Regions from separate parts of the Homo sapiens genome. Here region 1 is linked to region 2. Evidence: chromatin loops called from intact Hi-C (ENCODE). Cell type or tissue: endothelial cell of umbilical vein. All regions are shown on one strand. Links, peaks and the distances in the headings refer to the core of each region. The heading gives the core; the rest is flanking DNA.

Region 1 (12,466 bases), core at 2,797-10,796, 48 kb before region 2:
CGGGCACAGTGGCTCATGCCTGTAATCCCAACACTTTGGGAGGCTGAGGCGGGTGGATCACGAAGTCAGGGGTTCGAGACCAGCCTGACCAACATGGGGAAACCCCGTCTCTACTAAAAATACAAAAATTAGCTGGGCGTGGTGGCGGGTGCCTATAATCCCAGCTACTCAGGAGGCTGAGGCAGAAGAATTGCTTGAACCCAGGAGGCGGAGGTTGCAGTGAGCCGAGATAGCACCACTGCACTTCAGCCTGGGCGACAGAGAAAGACTCTGTCTCAAAAAAAAAACAATTATAGATATGTATATACACATGGTTTAATATACATACATATATTACTTAGCTCTGTTGACTGAGAGGCCCTAAAAGCAGTGATATCCAGTAGCAGTGAGTACACTCAGAACCCACATCTTGGTTTCTAAATATCATTCTGCAATAAGAATAAGGGAAACCAGGGATCCTTGGTGACATGGCTCATTCTAGGCCTGAGATAGGGAAAATACAAGATGAGCCTGGAGTATCAGCCTCCACAAAGTATCAGAAAGTAAAGAATTGCTTAAAAAAAACAAAATAATGGGGCATGTCAAAGGGACATAAGCCAACATAAGAGAAATTCCAAAGGCAAAAGCTGGAAGAATTCGAAAAACAAAATAATATAGTTTTGGATTATGATCCAACTATAAAGTAAATATACATTGAGTCTATACTGATATAAATAAAAGATTGGATAGATAAATAAATGGGGAGAAGAGACAAATATTCCTCGCAAAAGAATTCCAAATAATATATATATAGATACTCCCTCCTCCAGGAGGTAGAGCTTAATTTCTGCTACCTCCGTCTTAAGAGTGTGCTAGACTTGTGACTCTCTTCCAAATAGTTACTTTACAGTGCAGAAACCTGGCAAACAACTGCTTTAGCCAAGAGAGGAAGGTGAACATTCCTGGTGATGTCATGTGGCTATTAGGTACACCTTCATAGGATGTGATAAGAAAGGCATTTTACCTTTGAGGTATCCTTTCCAAAAACCCATAACCACTCCAATCATGAGAAAAAATATCAGACAAACCCAGATTGAGAGGCATTCTACAGGATACCTGACCAGTTTTCTTCAAGCATGTCAAGGTCATAAAAACAAGGAAAGAGGCAGGCATGGTGGCTCATGCCTGTAATTCCAGCACTTTGAGAGGCTGAGGCAAGCAGATCACGAGGTCTGGAGTTCAAGACTAGTCTGGCCCACATGGTGAAACCCTGTCTCTACTAAAAATACAAAAATTAGCAGGGTGTGGTGGCAGGCGCCTGTAATCTCAGCTACTCAGGAGGCTGAGGCAAGAGAATTGCCTGAACCCAGGAGGTGGAGGTTGCAGTGAGCTGAGATCCTGCCACTGCACTCCAGCCTGGGCAAAAGAGCAAACTCCATCTCAAAATAAAAAATAAAAATAAAAACAAGGAAAGACTGGGCCGGGCGTGGTGGCTCATGCCTGTAATCCCAGCACTTTAGGAGGCCGAGGCAGGTGGATCACGAGGTCAGGAGTTCGAGATCAGCCTGGCCAACATGGTGAAACGCTATCTCTACTAAAAATACAAAAAATTAGCCAGGTGTGGTGGTTCGTGCCTATAATCCCAGCTACTCAGGAGGCTGAAGCAGGAAAATCGCTTGAACCCAGGAGGCAGAGGTTGCAGTGAGCTGAGATCACGCCATTGCACTCCAGCCTGGGCAACAGAGCAAGACCCCGTCTTAAAAACACACACACACACACACGGAAAGATTAAGAAGCTATCACAGACCAGAAGAAACTAGGAAGACATGACAAGTAAATGCAATGATAGACCCTGAATTAGATTCTAGAACATTAATAGAAAACTAGTAAAATTCAAGTAAGTCTGGAGTTTGGTTAATAGTAATGTATCAGTGTTAGTTTACTAGTTTTGACCAACACTCCACAGTAATGTAAGATATTAATGAAGACAACCAGGTGATCAATATGGGAACCCTGTACTATCTTTGCAACTTTTCTCTAAGTTTAGAATTATTCAAACACTTTCAAATTTATTTAAAATATATTTTTAAACATAATTATACTCTAAAAGAGCATTTTTCACCCTACCCACAAGCTACAGTTTTATTACAAATGCCTCTTGAAAATGAATAATGTCATACATACACAATTGCTTTTCAAAGATACCTGAGTTTCTTCCTTCACAACTTGGTATTTTCCCCAAAAAATATTCCCTTGACACACATCTCTCCCTCCTCTCCCCAAATTCTATCAGATACTATCCCAGTCACAAAAATAAGTTTTAGTAAAATCATAATTTTAAAGCTTCTTTAGGCTGGGCACGGTGGCTCATGCCTGTAATCCCAAAACTTTGGGAGGCTGAGGCGGGCAGATCACTTGAGATCGGGAGTTCAAGACCAGCCTGTCCAACATGGCGAAACCCTGTCTCTACTAAAAATACAAAAATTAGCTGGGCGTGGCGGTGTATGCTTGTAATCCCAGCTACTTAGGAGGCTGAGGCAGGAGAATCACTTGAATCTGGGAGGCGGATATTGCAGTGAGCCAAGATCGCACCATCGCACTCCAGCCTGGGCAACAGAAGGAGACTCTGTCTCAAAAAAAAAAAAAAAAAAAAAAAAAAAAAAAAAAAAAAACTTCTTTAAAATGTTTAAATCTTTCAAAAAAATCTCTTACAGGAAAAATAACTTTTTATTACATGAAATTTCTAATATATACAAATTTAGAAAGACTAGTACAATGAATGTCCATGTACCCCAGTACCATCACTCAGTTGCAGCAACCTTGTTTCATCTCAATCCACACCCACTTCTCACTAGATTTCTTTTGTTAAGATAATGGCTTCTCACTTTGTTGCCCAGGCTGGAGTGCAGAGTGCAGTGGCATGATCATGGCTTACTGCAGCCTCGAACTCCTGTGTTGAAGCAATCCTCCTGCCTCAGCCTCTCAAGTAGCTAAGACTACAGGTGCACACCACCATGCCTGGCTAATTTTTTATTTCTTATTTTTTGTAGAGACGGGGTCCCCCTCTGTTCCCCAGACTGATCTCAAACTCTTGGCCTCAAGCAATTTACCCCTCTCAGCCTCCCAAAGTGCTGGGATTACAGGCATAAGCCACCGTGCCAGGCTTGTAACTCCTTAACTTCGCCAAATATCCAGTGTCTTCACATTTCTCTGATTGTCTCAGGTAATTCCATTTTTTTCTTCTGTTTGTTTGCTTTGAATCAGGATCCAATCATGAGTTACACATTGCATAGACCTCTGATTCTACAAGTTCCCCTTCCACTTTCTAAAAAAAAAAAAATTATTTGAAAATAATGTATTTAATAAGCCAGATTGTTTGACCTATAGAATTTTCCATATTCTGGATTTTCCTAATTACATCCCTGAAGTGTTGTTTATCTCTGCAGGATACCCTTAATTTCTGGATGATCATGTGTTCCTGATGGTCAGATTGATTCGGAGAATTGTCATCCTCATTCACCTATTTAAAATGTCCCCATTAGCTTTTATGGCATAAACAGCTATTGATACTCATTTACTAGACCTATAATTATTTTATTAAAGGTTACAACATAGTGATATTCTATTTCTACCATTCCTTCATTTTGTTAGCTGGAATTCTTCTATGCAGAAGAACTTTCCTTCAAAGCTATTTGGTTATCCTGAGGTATGATTGATATAGAAAAGGCAGGAAATGCTGGTTTCTTTCCCTTTATTTAGTATTATTTGGACTAATGAACAGGTTCCATACTATCCTTCAAATGTGACCAAAGTTTTCTGCAAAACGTCTTATAAATCTTTTTTTAAACGTTTTATTCTTAGATATCTCATATTTGGGTTGCTAGTATAAATGTGTATACATAAGCTTTTCCATTGTTTAGTTAGGAAAATTTTACTTTGAAACTTTTATCAATGACAACAATATCAAGGAAGACTTATTAGAAATGAGAAAATTTTAAGTCAGTGCTTCTCAAACTATATTAAAGGGTCTGTTTTTGTGTAAATAGGAGTGAGTTTTTAGAAAAAAGTAAAAAAGGGCCGGGCACAGTGGCTCATGCCTGTAATCCCAGCACTTTGGGAGGCCAAGGAGGGCGGATCATGAGGTCAGGAGTTCCAGACCAGCCTGGCCAATGTGGTGAAACCCCATCTCTACTAAAAATACAAAAAAAAAAAAAAAAAATAGCCCAGCGTGGTGACGTATACCCATCGTCCCAGGTACTCCGGAGGCTGAGACCGGAGAATCACTTGAACCCAGGGGGCAGAGGTTGCAGTGTGCAGAGATCGCACCGCTGCACTCCAGCCTGGGCAACAGAGCGAGACTTCATATCAAAAAAAAATTTTTTTTAAACTCTGTTTCTGAGATTTTTAATACTTCCCATCTATTGAGGCCAGTATCTAAAATATAATAAAAATTAATTACCGACTTATATGATTTCATATGGTCCTTTTTTTCTTCACAGACAAGGTCTCACTCTATCACTCAGGCTGGAATGCAGTGATATAATCATAGCTCACTGCAGCCTCAACCTCCTGGGCTCAAGCAATCCTCCCACCTCAGCCTCCTAAGTAGCTACCATGCCTGGCTAAATTTTTTTTTTTTTTTTGAGACGGAGTTTTGCTCTTGTTGCCCAGGTTGCAGTGCAATGGCATGATCTTGGCTCACTGCAACCTCCGCCTCCTGGGTTCAAACGATTCTCCTGCCTCGGCCTCCCAAGTAGCTGGGATTACAGGCATGCGCCACCACTCCCGGCTAATTTTGTATTTTTAGTAGAGACAGGGTTCCTCCATGTTGGTCAGGCTGGTCTCAAACTCCCGACCTAGGGTGATCCACCCACCTTGGCCTCCCAAAGTGCTGAGAGCCACCACACCCAGCCATGCCTGGCTAATTTTTTAAAATTGTTTTTGTAGAGATGAGGGTCTCACTATGTTGACTAGACTCGTCTTGAACTCTTGGCCTCACCTCATAACCCTCCCAATGGGTCGGGATTACAGGCATGAGCCACTGCACCCAGCCCCACATGGTCCTTTGTCTACTAACACCAAGGAAGGTGCCTGAACTTGAACCTGTCTTGCCAGTAACTCACCCAAGATAGTTGGCCATAGTTTTGGTTAACTATTGATGCGTAAGAACTCAGCCAAAACTTAGTTACTTAAACAACAATGCATAATTCGCTCTCAGATTTTTGTAGGGTGGCTGGGCTCAACTGGGCAGTTCTTGCTTGATGTCTCTTGTGTGTTTGCAGTCAGATGACATCTGAGGCCAAAGTCATCTACAGATTTCACTGGGCTGAACATTCCAAGGTGGCTTCTTTACTCACATGTCTGACACTTCAGCTGGGTTGGCAGAAACAGTGGGAGCTGACCAGCTATTTTTTTCTTTCTTTTTTAAAAAAATGTTTTATTTCCATAGGTTATTGCGGAACAGGTGGTGTTTGGTTACATTAGTAAGTTCTTTAGGGGTGATTTGTGAAATTTTTGGTGCACCCATCACCCAAGCAGTATACACTGCACCCAATTTGTAGTTTTTTATCCCTCACCCCCTATCCACCCTTTCCCCCTGAGTCCCTAAAGTCCACTGTGTCATTATTATGCCTTTGCATCCTCATAGCTTAGCTCCCACTTATGAATGAGAATATACAATGTTTGGTTTTCCATTCCTGAGTTACTTCACTTAGAATAAGTCTCCAATCTCATCCAGGTGGCTGCAAATCCTATTAATTCATTCCTTCTTATGGCTGAGTAGTATTGCATTGTATATAAATACCAGTTTCTTTATTCATTCACTGACTGATGGGCATTTGGGTTGGTTCTATATTTTTACAATTGTGAATTGTGCTGCTATAAACATGTGTGTGCAAGTATCTTTTTCGTATAATGACTTCTCCTCTGGATGGATACCAAGTAGTGGGACTGCTGGATCAAATGGTAGATCTACTTTTAGTTCTTTAAGGAATCTCCACACTGTTTTCCATAGTGGTTGTACTAGTTTACATTCCCACCAGCAGTGTAGAAGTGTTCTTCGTTCACCACATCGATGCCAACATCTGCTATTTTTTATTTTTTGATTATGGCCATTTTTGCAGGAGTAAGGTGGCATCGCATTGTGTTTTTGATTTGCATTTCCCTGACCATTAGTGATGTTGAGGATTTTTTCATATTTTTTTGGCCATTTGTATTTTTTCTGTTGAGAATTGTCTATTCATGTTCTTAGCCCACTTTTTGATGGGATTGTTTGTTTTTTTTCTTGCTAATTTGTTTGAGTTCATTGTAGATTCTGGATATTAGTCCTTTGTCAGATGTATAGATTGTTAAGGTTTTCTCCCACTCTGTGGGTTGTCTGTTTACCCTGCTGACTGTTCCTTTTGCTGTGCAAAAGCTCTTTAGTTTAATTAAGTCTCAGCTATTTATCTTTGTTCTTATTGTGTTTGCTTTTGGGTTCTTGGTCATGAAATCCTTGCCTAAGCCAATGCCTAGAAGGGTTTTTTCAATGTTATCTTCTAGAATTTTTAGAGTTTCAGGTCTTAGATTTAAGTCCTTAATCCATCTTGAGTAGATTTTTGTATAAGGTGAGAGATGAGGGTCCAGTTTCATTCTCCTACATTTGGCTACCCTGCACCATTTGTTGAATAGGTTGTCCTTTCCCCACTTTCTTTTTGTTTGCTTTGTCAAAGATCAGTTGGCTGTAAGTATTTGGGTTTATTTCTGGGTTCTCTATTCTATTCCATTGGTGTATATTCTTATTTTTATGCCAGTACCATGCTGTTTGGTGACTATGGCCTTATAATATATAGTTTGAAATCAGATAATGTGATGCCTCCAGATTTTTTCTTTTTGCTTAGTCCTTCTGTGTTAGGTAAGTCTCTTGAAGGCAGCAGATAGTTGACAGGTGAATTCTTATCCATTCTGCAATTCTGTATCCTTTAAGTGGAGCTTTTTTTTTTGAGATAGAGTCTCACTCTGTCCCCCAGGCTGGAGTGCAGTGGCGCCATCTTGGCTCACTGCAAGCTCCACCTCCCGGCTTCACGCCATTCTCCTGCCTCAGCCTCCTGCGTGGCTGGGACTATAGGCGCCCGCCACCATGCCCGGCTAATTTTTTTGTATTTTTAGTAGACACAGGGTTTCACCGTGTTAGCCAGGATGGTCTCCAACTCCTGACCTCGTGATCCGCCCACCTCAGCCTCCCAAAGTGCTGAGATTACAGGCGTGAGCCACCGTGCCCAGCCTAAGTGGAGCATTTTTTAGGCCATTTACATTAAACATTAGTATTGAGATGTGAGGTACTATTCCATTCATTGTGCTATTTGTTGCCTGTGTACGTTTGCTTTTTGTGTTTTTTAATTATATTTTTGTTTTATAGGTCCTGTAAGATTTATGCTTTAAAGAGGTTCTGTTTTGATGTGTTTCCAGGATTTGTTTCAAGATTTAGAGCTCCTTTTAGTAGTTCTTATAGTGCTGGTTTGGTAGTGGCAAATTTTTTCAGCATTTGTTTATCTGAAAAAGACTGTATCTTTCCTTCATTTATGAAGCTTAGTTTTGCTGGATACAAAATTCATGGCTGATAATTGTTTTGTTTAGAGAGGGTGAAGATAGGGCCTCAATCTCTTCTAGCTTGCAGGGTTTCTGCTGAGAAATCTGTTGTTAATCTGATAGGTTTTCCTTTATGGGTTACCTGGTGCTTTTGCCTCAAAGCTCTTAAGATTCTTTCTTCCTTCTTAACTTTAGGTAACCTGATGACAATGTGCCTAGGCAATGATCTTTTTGCAATGAATTTCCCAGGTCTTCTTTGAGCTTCTTGTGTTTGGATGTCCAGGTCACTAACAAGGCCAGGGAAGTTTTCCTTGATTATTCCCCCAAATATGTTTTCCAAACTTTTAGATTTCTCTTCTTCCTCAGGAACACCAATTATTCTTAAGTTTGGTCATTTAATATAATCTCAGATTTCTTAGAGGCTTTGTTCATATTTTCTTATTCTTTTTTCTTTGTTTTTGTTGGATTGAGTTAATTCGAAAACCTTGTCTTTGAGCTCTGAAGTTCTTTCTTCTGCTTGTTCAATTCTATTGCTGAGACTTTCCAGAGCATTTTGCATTCTATAAGTGCATCCATTGTTTCCTGAAGTTTTGATTTTTTTTATTTATGATATCTATTTCACTGACGATTTCTCTCATTTCTTGTATTTTTTTTTTAATTTCCTTAAATTGAGCTTCACCTTTCTCTGGTGCCTCCTTGATTAGCCTAATAAGTGACCTTCTGAATTCTTTTTCAGGTAAATCAGAGATTTCTTCTTGGTTTGGAGCCATTGCTGGTGAGCTAGTGTGGTTTCTTTTTGGAGGTGTTGAAAAACTTTGTTTTGTCATATTACCAGAGTTGGTTTTCTGGTTCCTTCTCATTTGGGTAGACTCTGTCAGAGGGAAAGTCTAGGGATGAAGGCTGTTGTTCAGATTATTTTGTCCCACAGGGTGTTCCCTTGATGTAGTACTCTCTCCCTTTTCCTATGGATGTGGCTTCCTGAAAGCCAAGCTGTACTGACTGTTATCTCTCTTCTGGATCTAGCCACCCAGCAAGTCTACCAGGATCTGAGTTGGTACTGGGGTTGTCTGCACAGAGTCCTGTGATATGAGCCATCTGTGGGTCTCTCAGCTGTGGATACCAGCACAGTATTTGGAGTGTCTCCTGGGTCCTACAGGAGCAATCCACTTTCTCCAGAGGGTTCATGGGTTCTCTCAACTTTCTGATTTATTCCTGGAGTAGGTCTAGAGCAAAAGTTCACGAAGCGAGACTCCACACACTGCTGCCCAAGTGGGAGCTGCAATCTAGTCCTATCTCCTGTCTGCCATGATCCTCCATGGGGTGATCCCCCCCAATTTACTGCCTTTTCATGAGCTAGGGCCAAAGCTCTGCAATTCTCATCATCTGGTCTTTTAGGCTACCAAAATTGAGATAATGAGGACACAGAGCTATTTTTCCTCTCCAGTAGCAGCTGATGGAGCAGAAAGCTCCTGATCAGGTATTTCAATATGAGCAGCCTCACAGCATGCTGGTTCCAGAGGAGTAGGACTTCTTACATGGCAGTTGGTTTCCCTAGAGTGCATGTTGTGGAAGGCCAATTTGGAAACCACAAGACTAGTTTCAGAAATTTCAGTGTCATTTCCAACTCCCTTTATTGGTAAAGCAGATCACAAGGCCAACCCAGATTCAGCATGGGAGGATACTATGCAAGAGAGTTGTAGTGCACCGAAAGGCCAACATTGAGACTAACTCCCAAGGACCCTGGAGAAGGAGACTCCTGGAGAAGAAAGAAACTGTGGAGACAGAGATGGGGGAGCTAATTAAAATATACTGAGCAGGAGTGGGTCTTTCAGAAATTATGCAGTGTAGAGGTCTGTGGATCCACCTATTTCACACTACCTGTTCCCCATGCCCTATCCTCCCTACTCCCAGCATGAAACTCACGTATTCACCACCAAGAGATCTAGCATTTGTGCACTTTCTGCAAAGAGGACATTTGCAATGAAACTCCCAGTCCAACAATTCACAACTCTGCTAATCTCTTCCTCTCTGGTCTGTTACGTAGGCAGGGAGGAGGAGGAGGCACCTAGAGTGATGGCTTTGGGCGATTTGGCCAGCTCAGACATTTCTTACTAAACCCTGGAGATCTGTGTAGATCCACAGCTTTTGGTACTTGACTCCTCTGTGCATGGATATGAACTGCATTCACCAATTCCAGAGAAGGAGGGAAAGCACTACTTAACATCTTGTTACACTGGGCAAGGCCACAGCTGCAAACAAGCCTGCATTATAGCTGTTTGTGCTCCTATTAAAAATTTTCTCCAAATTTCATCCTGTAAGGAATGTGACTTAATGAATTTCCTGTGTAATTTAAAAAATGGAAAATGGGGCCAGGTGTGCTGGCTCACACCTGTCATCCCAGCACTTTGGGAGGCCGAGGAGGGTGGATCACTTGAGGTCAGGAGTTCAAGACCAGCCTGGCCAACATGGTGAAACCCCCACCTCTACTAAAAATACAAAAAAAAAAAAAAAGGAGAGGGGTGCAGGCATGGTAACTCATGCCTGTACTCCTAGCATTTTGGGAGGCCAAGGTGGCAGGATTACTTGAGCTCAGGAGTTCAACATAATGAGAACTTGTCTTAATTAAGCTTTTTTTTTTTTTTTTTTTTTTTTTGAGACAGAATCTTGCTCTGTCGCCCGGGCTGGAGTGCAGTGGTGCAATCTCAGCTCACTGCAACCTCTGCCACCTGGGTTCAAGCAATTCTCCTGCCTCATCCTCCCGAGTAGCTGGGATTACAGGCGCGTGCCACCATGCCCGGCTAATTTTTTTTGTATTTTTAGTAGAGACGGGGTTTTGGCATCTTGGCGAGGCTGGTCTTGAATGCCTGACCTCATGATCCACCTGTCTCGGCCTCCCAAAGTGCTGGGATTATAGGCGTGAGCCACCGCGCCTGGCCCAGAGTTCTTTAATTTATTAATTAAATAATTTATTTTCCATCTGGAAATTTAATTTATTCCAGATGGGCTTGGTGGCTCAGGGTTGTAATCCCAGCACTTTGGGAGTCTGAGATGGGGGGATTGTTTAAGGCCAGGAGTTCAAGACCAGTCAGGGCAACATAGTGAGACCCTGTCTCTATGAAAACAAAAACAAAAATAAAAAAATAAGCTGGGCATGGTAATGCACACCTGTAGTCCCAGCTACTCAGGAGGCTGAGTGGGGAGGATTGCTTGACCCCAAGACTGATTCAAGGCTGCAGTAAGAGGTGTTCAGACCATTGCACCCCAGTCTGGGTGACAGAGCAAGACCCTATCTCAAAAAATAATAATAATAAATATAAAATATTCCTATAATAGATACATTGGTGGGCAAAAAAAAGAGCCATTAATATTTATTAATCTTTAAATGATTTTGTAGGACCCTTTTATATTCTCTATTAGGTTTCTATTGCTGCACAACAAATTACCACCAACTTAGCAGCTTCAAACAACACATTTCTTATCTAGCAGTTCCCATGGGTCATAGGTCCAGGTACAACTTAACTGGGTCCTCTGATCAGGGGCTCACAAGGCTGAAGTTAAAACGTTGACCATGCTGTATTTTCATCTGGAGATTTGACTGGGAAAGAATCTCCTTCCATACTCATTCAGGTTGTTGGCAGAATTCATTTCCTTGCAGTTGCAGGACTCAGGTCACCAGTGTTTTTTGCAGTTGTCTGATGGAGGCCACCCATAGATCCCAGAGGCTGCCTACAGTTCGCTGCTATGTGGCTTTCTCTGGGGCAGTTCACATGGCTGCTTCCTCAAGGCTGAAAGGACAGTCTAGCTCCAGTCTGCTAAGGAGTCTTATATAACATAGTATAATCACAGGAGTGTTGACATCCCATTACCTTTGCTATCTCTATCGTATTGGTTGGAAATGAATCACAGGTCCTATACACACTCCAGGAGAAGGGCACCAGGAGGCAGAGATCACTGGGGGTCTCCTTAGGGTCTGCCTACCACACATTCTCTGTGCAATTCTGATTTCTCCTTTGAAATACAAATAGAATTAGAAAAAAAATGACAAAGAGCTTCATGAGCATTTTATACCAACCTATAAAGGACAACTGTGCTGCTTTAGGTCTGTTGTTTCAGGTACAGACTTGATCAGGATTTTTAAAAATAAACAACTTCCTGTATAAGCACTGTGCTAAAATCGCAGAAACTAGGACCATATCTTGGTTTTTGTGATAATGCTAGCAGAGTACACAGAAGAATAAACGTAACAGCATTGGATTATAAAGACTAGGGTGAGGCCAGGCGCAGTGGCTCACACGTGTAATCCCAGCACTTTGGGAGGGCAAGGCAGGAGGACTGCTTGAGCCCAGGAGTTCGAGACCAGCCTGGGCAACACAGAAAGACCCCGTCTCTATAAAAAAGAAAAAACTTAGCCAGACATGGTGGCATGGGCCTGTGGTCCCAGCTACTTGGGAGGCTGAGGCAGGAGGATGACTTGAGCCTGGGAGGTCGAGGCTGCAGTAAGCCATAATCACACCATGGCATGCCAGCCTGAGTGACAGAGCAAAACCTTGTCAAAAAAATAAAAAGAAAGAAAGAAAGATTATGATACCAAAGTGACACAAGTCGTGAGCTCTTGTGAGGAAAGTCATCGGCTTTATCCTCTTTAGAGTTAGATTGCTGGGGTGGATATAAAAGATAGGGTCTGGCTGGGCGCAGTGGCTCATGTCTATAATCCCAGCACTTTGGGAGGTCGAGGTGGGCGCATGATTTGAGGTCAGGAGTTCAAGACCAGCCTGGCCAATATGGTGAAACTCATCTCTACTAAAAATACAAAAAGATTAGCCGGGCGTAGTGGCAGGCACCTGTAATCCCAACTACTCAGGAGACTGAGACAGGAGAATTGCTTGAACCCAGGAGACAAAGGTTGCAGTGAGCCAAGATT
Region 2 (12,466 bases), core at 1,792-9,791:
TAGGAGGGACTTAGAGTTCTTCCCCCACCCCATCCCTCCAGTTCCTCCACCCCACCCCACTGTGGGCCATTTTCTGAAGAAGGCATTTAGAAAGGATTAAAGGACCTCCCTGATAGCCAGAGGGAGGAGGGGTATAGAGGTCAGGGCCAGCCAAGGCACAATTCAGTTTCAAACTTCTACCTTCAGGCAGTGCCTTTCTCACATGCAGTACCTCCCTACTGGACATATTGTTGCACCCAAGTCGGCCCTTTCCTAAATGCTTCAAAAATAACCTGTTCCTGCTCCCCTTACCTTCCTCTATATAACAACCCAGGAAGGCTGGTCTCAGCCAGGTGTAGGTGTGAACACATTTAATCCTTGAGAATTTTCTCCCAACATTGATAGGTGCAGTCCAATAATAACAAAAATTTTAAACGTAGAAGATTGTGACCAGGTGTGGTGGCTCACACCTGTAATCCCAGCACTTTGGGAGGCCAAGCCAGGAGGATCACTTGAGCCCAGGAGTTGGAGACAGGCCTGGGCAACATAATGAGACCTTGTCTCTACAAAAAATTTAAAAATTAGCTGGATATGGGCATGGTGGCACGTGCCTGTAGTCCCAGCTACTCAGGAGGTTGAGGCAGGAGGATCGCTTGAGCCCAGGAGGTTGAGGCTGCAGCGAGCCATGATCATGCCACTGCACTGCAGCCTGGGCAACAGAGCAAGAACCTAGCTCAAAAAAAAAAAAAAAAGTTCAAAATAAAAGAAAGAATGTTTTGTTGAATAATGGAAGAGTTTTAGAAATAATAATTTAATAGCTAGGTATCATGCTTAATATGTGTCAGGTGATCCTGTAAGGTATGAGATGTTTGGGAGTACTTCCCCATACACTTCAAGGAATCCAAGAGTTCAGACCCATATAGAACTGGATTTCCCTTCTCCCAAGTCACTCAAGAAAGGTTTTACCATTCTTACCACTGCAGCATCCTCCTTGGCTTAGCTCTCACCCTACTTATTCTCTTGTTGCAGAGGTTCTCAACTCTGGCCACCCATTAGAGTCCCCTGGGAAGCATTGAAAAATACTGATCCCTGGCCAGGTGTGATGGCTCACACTTATAATCCCAGCACTTGAGAGGCCGAGGCGGGTGGATTGCATGAGGCCAGGAGTTTGAGACCAGCTTGGCCAACATGGTGAAACCCCTTCTCTACTAAAACTACAAAAATTAGCCAGGCATGGTGGCAGGTGCCTCTAATCCCAGCTACTCAGGAGGCTGAAGAAGGAGAATTGCTTGAACCCAGGAGGCGGAGGTTGCAGTGAGCCGAGACTGCCACTGCACTCCAGCCTGGGTGACAGAGCAAGATGCTGTCTCAAAAAAACAAAAAACAAAACAAAACAAAAAACAGCTGGGCGCGGTGGCTCACGCCTGCAATCCCAGCACTTTAGGAGGCCAAGGCGGGTGGATCACCTGAGGTCGGAAGTTCCAGACCAGCCTGACCAACATGGAGAAACCCCGTCCCTACTAAAAATACAAAATTAGCCAAGCGTGTGGTGGTGCATGTCTGTAATCCCAGCTACTCGGAGGCTGAGGCAGGAGAATCGCTTGAACCTGGGAGGCGGAGGTTGCGGTGACCTGAGATCGTGCCACTGCACTCCAGCCTGGGCAACAAGAGCGAAACTCCATCTCAAAAAATATTGATCCCTGAACCCCATCCCCCAGAGATTCTGATTCATTTGGTCAAGGGTGGAGTCCAGGTATCTGTAATTTATTTTAAATAAACACTTCTTGGTGAGTCTAATGTACAAACAGGGCTGAAAATCCCTGGGAGGTGATGAGTAGTCCTGCATGTGATAGCCTCCATGACCCAGGTGAGTCACGAGATTTGCCTCTTAGGAGCCTGGACTGAAAATAATTCCTGGCTGACCTGCTCTAAGCCACTAACAAAACTGCTCATTTATTGGTGTAGCTTGTATAACCTGACATCATGAGCATGCACGGCTGCCATCTGGAGCGCTGGCAGGAATGTGACACAGAGGCCAGCCTCAAAGCTGGCCAGGATATTTCCTGGGGCCCTTTGTTTTATGGGTAGTTGATTTTTAAAATTAGCAAACTCCCAGGCAAATTTAGACAATGGTCATTTAATATGTCTATCAATGACTGGGTGAAATGATGGTTCATTAAACTGCTGGTTTTATTTATGTGCAAGTAATTTTTCTTCTGTCTGACTCATTATTTAATTAACTCATATTCCAAAAATAAAATCAATTTTCCTAGGGACAACTTAGGCAATTTGTTAGGTACTGGACAGGGGATGGGTGGAATGAAAACCACATCACACTGTAGAGATCAATTAAGGAGCATAATTAGTCCTATTTTAAAAGCATTGTTCCTCTTGGGGAGGCCCACATCCACACAGGAATCACAGACTTCATTTAAATGCATCTTATCCAATATTTGAGTGCAAATCATTAAGTACTTGAGAGAGGAATACTCAATGAAATATTCTAAGATCCTGATGATCATCAAACATTACAGTTAATATGAAACGTAAATGATTTTTTTACCAGGCATTCGTGTGTCTTTTTCAGATTTCACTTTGCTGGACAGAAAACTAAAATTCTCGATAGCTTAGTTCAGCATTGGAAGTGCGGTAACCCCAGCCCTGAAAGAGAAGGATTCTGAGTTATGGCTTCCACTGCAGAGTAGCAAATTAATCTCCTCCAAGAATAGCTAGGGAGAGTCTGGCTACCTGATTAACAGAGGGAATTTTAAAATTTGAGTCTAGGTCAAAAATTGTTTTTTTAATGAAAAGAATTTTAAATTCTGAAACAGATTTTCTAAATCTGGTACAAGAAAACTGTCAGGAGAAATCAGCTTGTCAGCTTTTAAGAAGCCCTTAGTTGATTAAGAAGGATAAATTAGATGTAGTCCATAGGTAAATATAAAATATATGCTTTATTGTTTTTCTATTATATATGAATAATAGTAATTAATGATATTTCATTCTCTTCAATGCATCTTTTAAAACTAACCTCTTTCAGCCATTAAATTACTGTTGTTGGCCAGGCATGGTGGCTCACGCCTGTAATCCCAATACTTTGGGAGGCTGAGGCAGGAGGATTGCTTGAGCCCAGGAGTTTGAGACCAGCCTGAGCAAAATAGTGAGACCTCATTTCTATAAAAAATAATAATGATAATAAATAAATTACTGTCATTGCTCTCTGATCATAGTCACAGTTGGATAATTTAAACAACCTTGGCTTGTAATTATCATCAAATTATTCTAACTTATTGAATGTTTATGTCCAAATATCTGCTGGAAGTGATATATCTTTTGGATTTTTTACATTTTTCCCATCCTCATCCCACCCAGAAGGAGTTTCACCACCCAGCAGAATCCTCCCAGGTCTTCCTTCGTCTCTCTTCTGATTAGATGTGATTTCATCTACCAGAAGGATAGCTGCCAGTTGCATTACTAGCCCGAGTAACAGAATTTAACCAGAGTTTTTTGTCTAAAAGGCTTCTAGTTGTATCTTCAGGCCTGGAGACAGTTTCTGCAAAGCCTATCAATTCAATATACTGCCCCATAAATGTCTTTGCTGTGTATTCTGGGTGATTCTTTAATGGGTCCCAAGTTCTGTAGGCTGTGCTTATTTCTAACTTCAGCTCCTGTGAAGAAAGAAGACAGATGATGTTTCCTGTTGGAACCCATCAAGCAGCAAGCGGCTGTGCGATAGAACTGCATAGTTGTGTATATCAGAACTTATTAGTTAATCAGGTCTCCTCCCTTTTAGTCCTGTGTGTCAGTTCAGTTTGACAAGGGTTTATTAACAAAGCTAGAGGTGAAAAGACAGTGATAGAGACTCACATGGGATAGGGCATGGAGCAGGCTGGACAGGGCAATTAGCAGGATTGAGAACAGCTGTGAGGTCCTAAAGGACAGGGGCCAAGTCTCACCTGTTGTGACATTTATTTATTTTTTTGAGACAGGGTCTAACTCTGTCACCCAGGCTGGAGTACAGTGGCACGATCTTGGCTCACTGCAACCTCTGCTTCCCGAGTTCAAGCAATCCTCCCACCTCAACCTCCCAAGTAGTTGGGATGACAGGCATGTGCCACCACACCTGGCTAACTTGTATTTTTTGGTAGATAGGGGGTTTCACCATGTTGTTCAGACTGGTCTCGAACTCCTGACCTCAAGTGATCCACCCTCCTCAGCCTCCCAAAGTGCTGGGATTACAGGTATGAGCTACCATGCCCAGCCTTCTTGTGACATTTATTCCATGCACAATTTCAACAGGCAAGGTTGACAGAGAAGGACACCAGGCAGGTGAAGGTCACAGGTGGCAAGGATATTAAGGGGCCTAGCAGGCAAGAGAACAGTATCCCATTGGTCTGCATCTGTACATTTGGAGAAATAATAAAATACAGAGCTGGAAGGATTGCTCGGCGTCATATTGTGGAAAGTCTTGAATGCTTGGCAGAGGCTTAATTCAGTAGGCAGTGAAAAGCTAATGAGAAATTTTAAGCAGAAAGACTGTCATGATTACAGCTGCAAGTGTTCATTAGGAAGATTAATCTGATAGTGTAGATTAATGATGTAGGATTATGAATGATTATCAAGAAAAACTGGGAGTTAACCAGTTTTGTGGCAGTCCAGGTGAGAGGCAAAAAGGCCTTGTAGCAAAGACAGCTGGTGCTACATCCTTACCCCCTTGGCACTTACCATTCCCACGTATGCCTTTTTGAGGGCTTCCTGCATCTCTGTGACTGGGGGCCTTCTCTAGCCATCGGAGCCTGCTGGAACTGCACTTAGGGCAGACCAGAAGTACCGGGGCGTTAACATCCTCCAGGATAGGCTTCAACCAGTGGCTAAAAGGGAATTGGTGGATAAATAGCTCATTTGCCACTCAGTGGGGATCATTGTAAGCCTTGTTCAACAGTCTCCCAGACTATCCCAAGGACTTGAGTCCCAGTTGCCCACAGCCATAAACTGCCTGGTATCATTTTCTTATTGACTTCCTGCCTTTCCTGACTCACTCTGCCACTCTCCCGCGGGTGCTTCCTGGTGTCGCCTTCCATATGAACTGCTGGCACTCACATCCTTGCTTCAGGGCCCCTTTTGAGAGAATCCAACTTACCAGCCCTGTACTCGAGAGGAGTTTCCTTTCACTGAGGAGGAAGAAGCTACAGGATTGGGCAGTTTATCAGCTGTGCAGTTAAGGGAGAGGGAGAATGCCATGTCGCCCACAATTTTAACTAGGAAAATATAAGTGCCATTTATAGGGAAATGGGAAGTTAGGAGAAGCGTTGGGAGTTTTCATGAAGAGGAAAATGGGTTAATCTTCGTGCATGTTGAGTCTGAAGTACTGGTAGAACATTACAGGGCAGCTGCCTGCTGGAACTTGGAAATTTGAATCTGGAGCTGAGGATGAAAGTGACAGTGGAGGTTTAGGTTCAGTCACTGGGGAGAGGTGATTGATGAAGATAGGGGAGTAGATAAGAGCTTCAAGAACTGGGTATTGACCAGAAAATAAGCAGATACAAGCCTAAGACAAAACTTTTGGGAATGAATACCTACCTGCATTTGGGGTTGGGGGAAAAGTGAGAGACTGGGTAGGAAATGGAAAGCTAGCAGAGCCGCCAGGGGAGGAGCTAGCAGGAGGCCGACTATGATGGAAAGGTTCTAGATTTGCTGAATCTCAGAGTTCTGGAAACTGTCGATCTTTACCATTGGATCATTATGTATTGAGGCATAAGGAGCTTTATATAGTTTATTTACTCATTTTGAGACAGAGTCTCAGTCTGTCACCAAGGCTGGAGTGCAGTGTCATGATCACAGCTCACTGCAGCCTCTACCTCCCAGTCTCAGGTGATCCTCCACCACACCTGGCTAATTTTGGGTGTGGGTTTTTTTTGTTGTTGTTGTTTTTTAATTTAGAGACAGGGGTCTTGCTGTGTTGCCCAGGGTGCTCTCAACTGCTGGGCTCAAGCGATTGGCCCACCTCAGCCTCCCGAGTACCTGGGACTACAGGCATATGCCACTACACCTGCCTAGCTTTACATATTTTAACATTTTAAGTGTCTATTGCAGTGTAGCACAGCTGGGGCTATACGGCTATACTATTATAAAAGAAAATAATATGTCAGATTGTATAGTGCTTTATCTAGAATGAAGGCAGTGCCAGAAATCCACACTCCTTCATTGGCAATATTATCAGTGTTGATCTTAATGCAATCTATTTGGAGAAAAACGTTTAGGGAAAAATCAGCCCCTATATCTGAGGGTACCAGATAATGATTTATTCACTGTATACCTCATGGAACCCTGGTGCTTTACAAGAATTAGGTTCTTATTACAAACATATAACGCAGGCTCTGCTACTTTGTGACCTTTGGCAAATTACTCAACCTTGCCAGGCCTTAATTTCCTTATGTGTAAATAAGGAACCAAGTGACATCTATGGTCCTTTTGACACAAAGATTCTGTGATCCTAGCAATTTTCCTTAGGGCATTTTTCTTATGCCCTAACTCTGTATGTGTCTATATGTATGCATTCTTACATATACACATATAGTTAAAGCCTATATAATAAGAATATATATTGGGGACTATTCATAAATAATTCAGAAATTTTAAAGCTGTGCAGTGTGAATAGACTCACCTGCAATAAAAATGCTGAGTAAGGATGATTTCATCACCCAGGTTCTCATGACAAATTCTGAAGTCACTATGAATGAGCATAGTAGAAGATATTTTCTTTTCTTTTTCTTTCTTTTTTTTTTTTTTTTTTTTGAGATAGATTCTTGCTTTGTTGCCCAGGGTGGAGTGCAGTGGTGTGATCTCGGCTCACTGCAAGCTCTGCCTCCTGGGTTCGTGCCATTCTCCTGCCTCAGCCTCCTGAGTAGCTGGGACTACACGTGCCTGCCACCACACCCGGCTAATTTTTGTATTTTTAGTAGAGATGGGGTTTCACCATGTTGGTCAGGCTGGTCTCGAACTCTTGACCTCAGGTGATCCACCAGCCTCAGCCTCCCAAAGTGTTGGAATTCCAGGAGTGAGCCACCACCCCTGGCCACTAGAAGATATTTTCTATTTAGATTTTACGTTGAATTTGTGCCCCCCGCCCCTTGTGATTGACGTGCATTCAATCAAAAAGTATTTTTTTTAAGTGTCGGAGCATAGTCAGTTAGTAGCTGTTAAGATGTTACAGGAGTTATTTAACCTCTCTAAATTCAGTTTCCTCATTTATAAAATAGATACACTGGGATCTTCCTCAGGGTTTTGTGGACACAAATTTAATGATCCAATAAATGTTAGCCATCGGAAATATTGTCAGGTTAACGTTTTTCTTTCAGAGAGTCATGTTTGCAGATTCCAAAAGATGCCAGTAGGGAATAGGCTGTGTTTTAGGGATGAGTTTAATTGAGGCAATTGTTAAAAATTATAATTTTCGGCTGGGCGCGGTGATTCACGCCTGTAATCCCAGCACTTTGGGAGGCTGAGGCGGGCGGATCACTTGAGGTCAGGAGTTCAAGACCAGCCTCAACATGGAGAAACCCCATCTCTACTAAAAATACAAAATTAGCCAGGCATAGTGGTGCAGGCCTGTAATCTCAGCTACTCGGGAGGCTGAGGCAGGAGAATTGTTTGAACCTGGGAGGCGGAGGTTGCGGTGAGCCGAGATCTCGCCATTGCACTCCAGCCTGGGCAACAGCAGGGAAACTCCGTCTCAAAAAAAAAAAAAAAAAAAAAAAAAAAGGGTGTGGTGGTGGGCGCCTGTAATCCCAGCTACATGGGAGGCTGAGGCAGGAGAATGGTGTGAACCCAGGAGGCAGAGCTTGCAGTCAGCCGAGATCGCACCACTGCACTCCAGCCTGGGCGACAGAGCGAGACTTGTCTCAAAAAAAAAAAAAAATGTAATTTTCTCAGGCTACTCATTAGTGATTGAACAGTGGGTGATACAAAACTTTCCTAGCATGATCATGGTTAATTGACATAGTGAAATTGGGTGGTGTAGATAACTAGTTTCCATGTTTTCTTAGAGTAATGTTACCAGATTCCTCTCCTTGTTATTAAATTTCTGGTTATTTTTTCGCACATATACTTAATTCTGACACACACACTCACATATATTCTACCGAGAGGATTGCCCCCTCCTCCCAGATCTCAAGTGAAGCATCCGTGATGCTTTTCTGCTATAAACAGAGCCCTTATTGATGACATTCACATGAAAACCATGTGTTTAAATGTGTTATATATTGAAGCATGGTCAACTTTACATATTTTAATATTTTAAGTGTCTACTGCAGTGTAGTACAGCTGAGGCTATCTGTATATACATACTATTAGAAAAGAAAATGTTTGGCCAGGCACAGTGGCTCACGCCTGTAATCCCAGCACTGTGGGAAACCAGGGCGGGTAGATCATTTGAGGTCAGGAGTCCCAGACCAGCCTGGCCAACATGGTGAAATCCTGTCTCTACTAAAAATTCAAAAAAAATAGGCCGGGCACGGTGGCTCACACCTGTAATCCTAGCACTTTGGGAGGCCAAGGCGGGCAGATCATGAGGTCAGGAGTTAGAGACCAGCCTGGCCAACATGGTGAAACCCCATCTCTACTAAAAATACAAAAATTAGCCAGGCGTGGTGGTACGTACCTGTAGTCCCAGCTACTCAGGAGACTGAGGCAGGAGAATCGCTTGAACCCGCGAGGCAGAGGTTGCAGTGAGCCAAGATCGCGCCACAGCACTCCATCCTGGCAACAGAGCGAGACTGTGTCTCAAAAATAAAATAAAATAAAGATTAGCTGGTGCACACCTGCAGTCCCAGCTACTCAGGAAGCTAAGGCAGGAGAATTGCTTGAACCCAGGAGGCAGAGGGGTACTAGTGAGCTGAGATTGTGCCACTGCACCCCAGCCTGGGCGACAGAGCAAGAATCCATCTCAAAAAAAATAAATAAAATAAAAATAAATTTAAAAATAAAAGAAAATATTCAGTTAATAAATTAGACCGTAGATTGCTTTATCTAGAGTGAAGACAGCACTAGGAAACCATACTCTTTCATTGGCAGACAGCACTCAAGGTGGAGAAAACAGTTCCCCAGTTAGAAATGAGCTACAATTTAAAATTTTGGGGATTTGGGGTACACTATTGAAAAGCCCCTTTTGCTTTTTTTTTTTTTTGAGATGGAGTCTCACTCTGTCACCCAGACTGGAGTGCAGTGGCGTGATCTCAGCTCACTGCAAGCTCCACCTCCCGGGTTCACGCCATTCTCCTGCCTCAGCCTCCTGAGTAGCTGGGACTACAGCGCCCACCACCACACCTGGCTAATTTTTTGTATTTTTAGTAGAGACAGGGTTTCGCTGTTTTAGCCAGGATCTCCATCTCCTGAGCTCATGATCCACCTGCCTTGGCCTCCCAAAGTGCTGGGATTACAGGTGTGAGCCACTGCGCCTGGCTGCTTGTTTGTTTTTTAATAAATAATGATTTTACTTGGGAGGCCAAGATGGGAGGATTACTTAAACTCAGGAATTTGAGACCAGCCTGGGCAGCATAGCAAGATCCTGTCTCTACAAAAAAATAAAAAATTTGCCAGGCATGGTGGTGCATGCCTATAGTCCCAGCTACTCAGGAGGCTGAAGCAGGAGGAGCACTTGAACAAGGAAGTCGAGGCTACAGTGAGCTGTGATCATACCATTGCACTCCAGCCTAGAAACAGAGCAGGACCATGTCTCAAAAAAATTTTTTTTGGCCAGACGTGGTGGCTCATACCTGTAATCCCAGCACTTTGTGAGGCTGAGGCAGGCGGATCACTTGAGGTCAGGGGTTCAAGATCAGCCTGGTCCACATGGTGAAACCCCATCTCTACTAAAAATGCAAAAATTAGCCGGGCATGGTGGTGGGTGTCTGTAATCCCAGCTACTCAGGGGAGTGAGGCAGGAAAATCATTTGAACCTGGGAGGCAGAGGTTGCAGTGAGCCGAGATCACATCACTGCACTCCAGCCTGGGCAACAGAGCAAAACTCCATCTCAAAAATAATAATATTTTTAAAGTTACTTTGGGCCAGGCACAGGCTCACACCTATAATCCCAACACGTTGGGGGGCCAAAGCAGGTGAATCACTGTAACCCAGGAGTTCAAGACCAACCTGGACAACATAGCAAGACCCCCCTGTCTCTACAAAACATTTTTTTAAAAATCTGTTTGTGGTGGCCTATACCTGTGGTTCCAGCTACTTGGGAGTTTAAGGTCAGAGGATTGCTTGAGCCTGGGAGGTCGAGGCTGCAGTGAGCTGTGATCATGCCACTGCAATCTAGCCTGAGTGACAGTGCAAGACTCTGTCTTTCCAAAACAAACAAAAAAAAAGGTTATTTTGTCTTTGAGGGTACAGGTTGTTTTTTGTTTAATAGAAAGCACAGTTCTCTGCTTTTTTTCCTAAACTGCTCTGGTTAAGTTGGAGACACGTTTGAGTATGGTACTTTGTTTAATTGAAGGTATTTGTATTGGTCTTGCCCCATCTGCATCAAGCCTTCCTTGCATGTTCATGGTCTTTTTGTTAGTGCCAACTCTAACTGTGCTGACTTTAAATGGCATGTATGTGCGCTGCAAGACAGGAAAATGATAAATTATTAATACTACAGTATGTGCAAACAAAGGTTATTTTCTCATATGTATGACTCCTTGCTCCTGTTTACATTTCTGCATTTTACAAATCATTAACCTCACATTGTAATTTTTGTGCTTTACTTGTCACTACTTCCAGACGCCAAGGACTTATTGTTGTGCTAACACTGAAGACTTGGAGACAGTTATTCACCATGTACACAGCCTGTACCCTTCTGCTCCTTTCCTGGCAGCAGGGGTTTCAATGGGAGGGTAAGGTTTTCCCTTTCTAAAATAATCTCTGAGAGGGAAGCTATTTTATTGGCTGTCTCTTTGAGAGGACTATAAGCTAGCTGTATGGACACTTTTTAAATAAATGTCTGATTATGTTTATCATATTTTATTAAATGCGGTTGATTGAATGAACGAAGGAAGGAAAGAATTAATTCAGGTGAATTTTAATATTTTTCTTAACTACGGGTCTCTGTGACTGCGGATTTTGTGAGCCTGAAGGTTTGTCTGAAGCCCATGAAGTCGATTGCATCACTCACCGGCTGCCATGTTGACCTTCTGATTCCTGACGCACTCCCAGCCATCCCTGGAGCTGCGTTCTGAAGCTGAACTTGTAGCATGACTTTCATCACTCCAGTTACAGAAATAATCACTTATTGCTCTCTCCAGCTGCAGTGGCCTTCAAAATTATTTTTCCCCAGGTGGTATTTTGTTTTGTTTTGTTTTGTTGCTGGGCAAATGGAACTACTGTGGAGTGCTCTCCTAGAAACTGAAATTTTGTTAACCCCCTACTCCAGCTGTTATTTTAAGCATACGGATATTGTCATTTGTGCTGCTTGCAATTACTTTGGGGCTTATTTGGAACTTTCCTATTTAGGCTTATTTCTACTAATTGTTTTTGGGGTTTTTTTTTTTGGTTGTTCTAGTGATGGTGAGCTTAAGGAAATCCAAAATTTTTATTATCGGGAATTTTACTAAGCTTTTAGATTCCTGAAGCCATTGTCCAAAACTAGTTTTTTAAATCAGCAAATACTGAAGATAGAAAATGATATTTTTTCATAATTTTATAATTGGTTTATCTGTCATTTCAGTTTTTAGAACATCTTGAACATGAATCACTTGAAAATGAATAGCATTTTTCTATAGCCAGTGGCTGTGAAAAAGAAAAAAAATTTTAATTTTTTTAAAAAGATAATGAACAGCATTTACAAATGATAGACTCTAAAAAACAGGCCTTTAACCACAGCTTTTTAGATTCTGATAAACATAAAACTAAGAAGAAAAGAATACATTTCTTCCATTAGCATGGAAGGTCTGACTTGACCTACTAAAGGAAGAAATCTCAATCAATGGAGAAAACCCACGCAGACTCTCTGAATTGTGCTTAATGGACGGAGTTTAGCGTCACTTTCCTTTCCCCCATAATGTGAACCTTAAAGGACTGGGTGAGAGCTGAACTTTTCCCTTAATCATATAAACGCATGGCTTTTCTAAAGGCCGGAGCTTACATACACAGGTTCAGATTCTCTATTCAATGCTCCTGGGAAATGTCTATTCGTGCCGCATTGAAGCCTCAGTGCCTGAAGGCAGAACTTGACCATTAGCCTTTACAGCTGGTTGAACATTAATGTCTTGTGAACTGTTAGACGGAAGCACCCCTTCTAGTTGCCTAGCACTGTGACACGATCCCAAGTGGGCTTACCACTTGGGGATGTGTTTTATATCTTGACACATTTTTTCTTATGGAGATGCAACACGCAAAAACAGTCCATGGACGATCCTTATGCCCAGTGCCCCATGGACTGGGGTAATCCCTGTGATAGAGCCTATGATGCCCCTGGGGCCAAGTGCCAGCAACTCATGGATCATC

What was found. Peaks named below come from ENCODE experiments on the same cell type or tissue, not always from the same donor. Only the 100,000 strongest peaks of a DNase experiment are listed, where the experiment ranks them.
Region 1: it touches region 2 in a loop (6-fold over the local background); 11 of 110 quality-filtered maps call a loop at or near these places.

Annotation. Positions count from the first base shown.
Region 1 is chr18:21,711,345-21,723,810 of GRCh38, reverse strand. LOC124900411 (small nucleolar RNA SNORA81) reads left to right here and starts at 11,692; the gene lies at 11,692-11,861. It also overlaps a transcript of MIB1 not described here. In endothelial cell of umbilical vein, for the core only: no CTCF peak of the experiment used is centred there; no DNase peak of the experiment used is centred there; H3K27me3 peaks cover 273 bases.
Region 2 is chr18:21,662,509-21,674,974 of GRCh38, reverse strand. ABHD3 (abhydrolase domain containing 3, phospholipase) reads left to right here. Exons shown (of 9, transcript NM_138340.5): 5 at 10,745-10,857. Among named protein-coding and RNA genes, the nearest start is that of MIR320C1, 15 kb to the left of the region's middle. In endothelial cell of umbilical vein, for the core only: no CTCF peak of the experiment used is centred there; a DNase peak (open chromatin) is centred at 5,044; H3K27ac peaks cover 628 bases.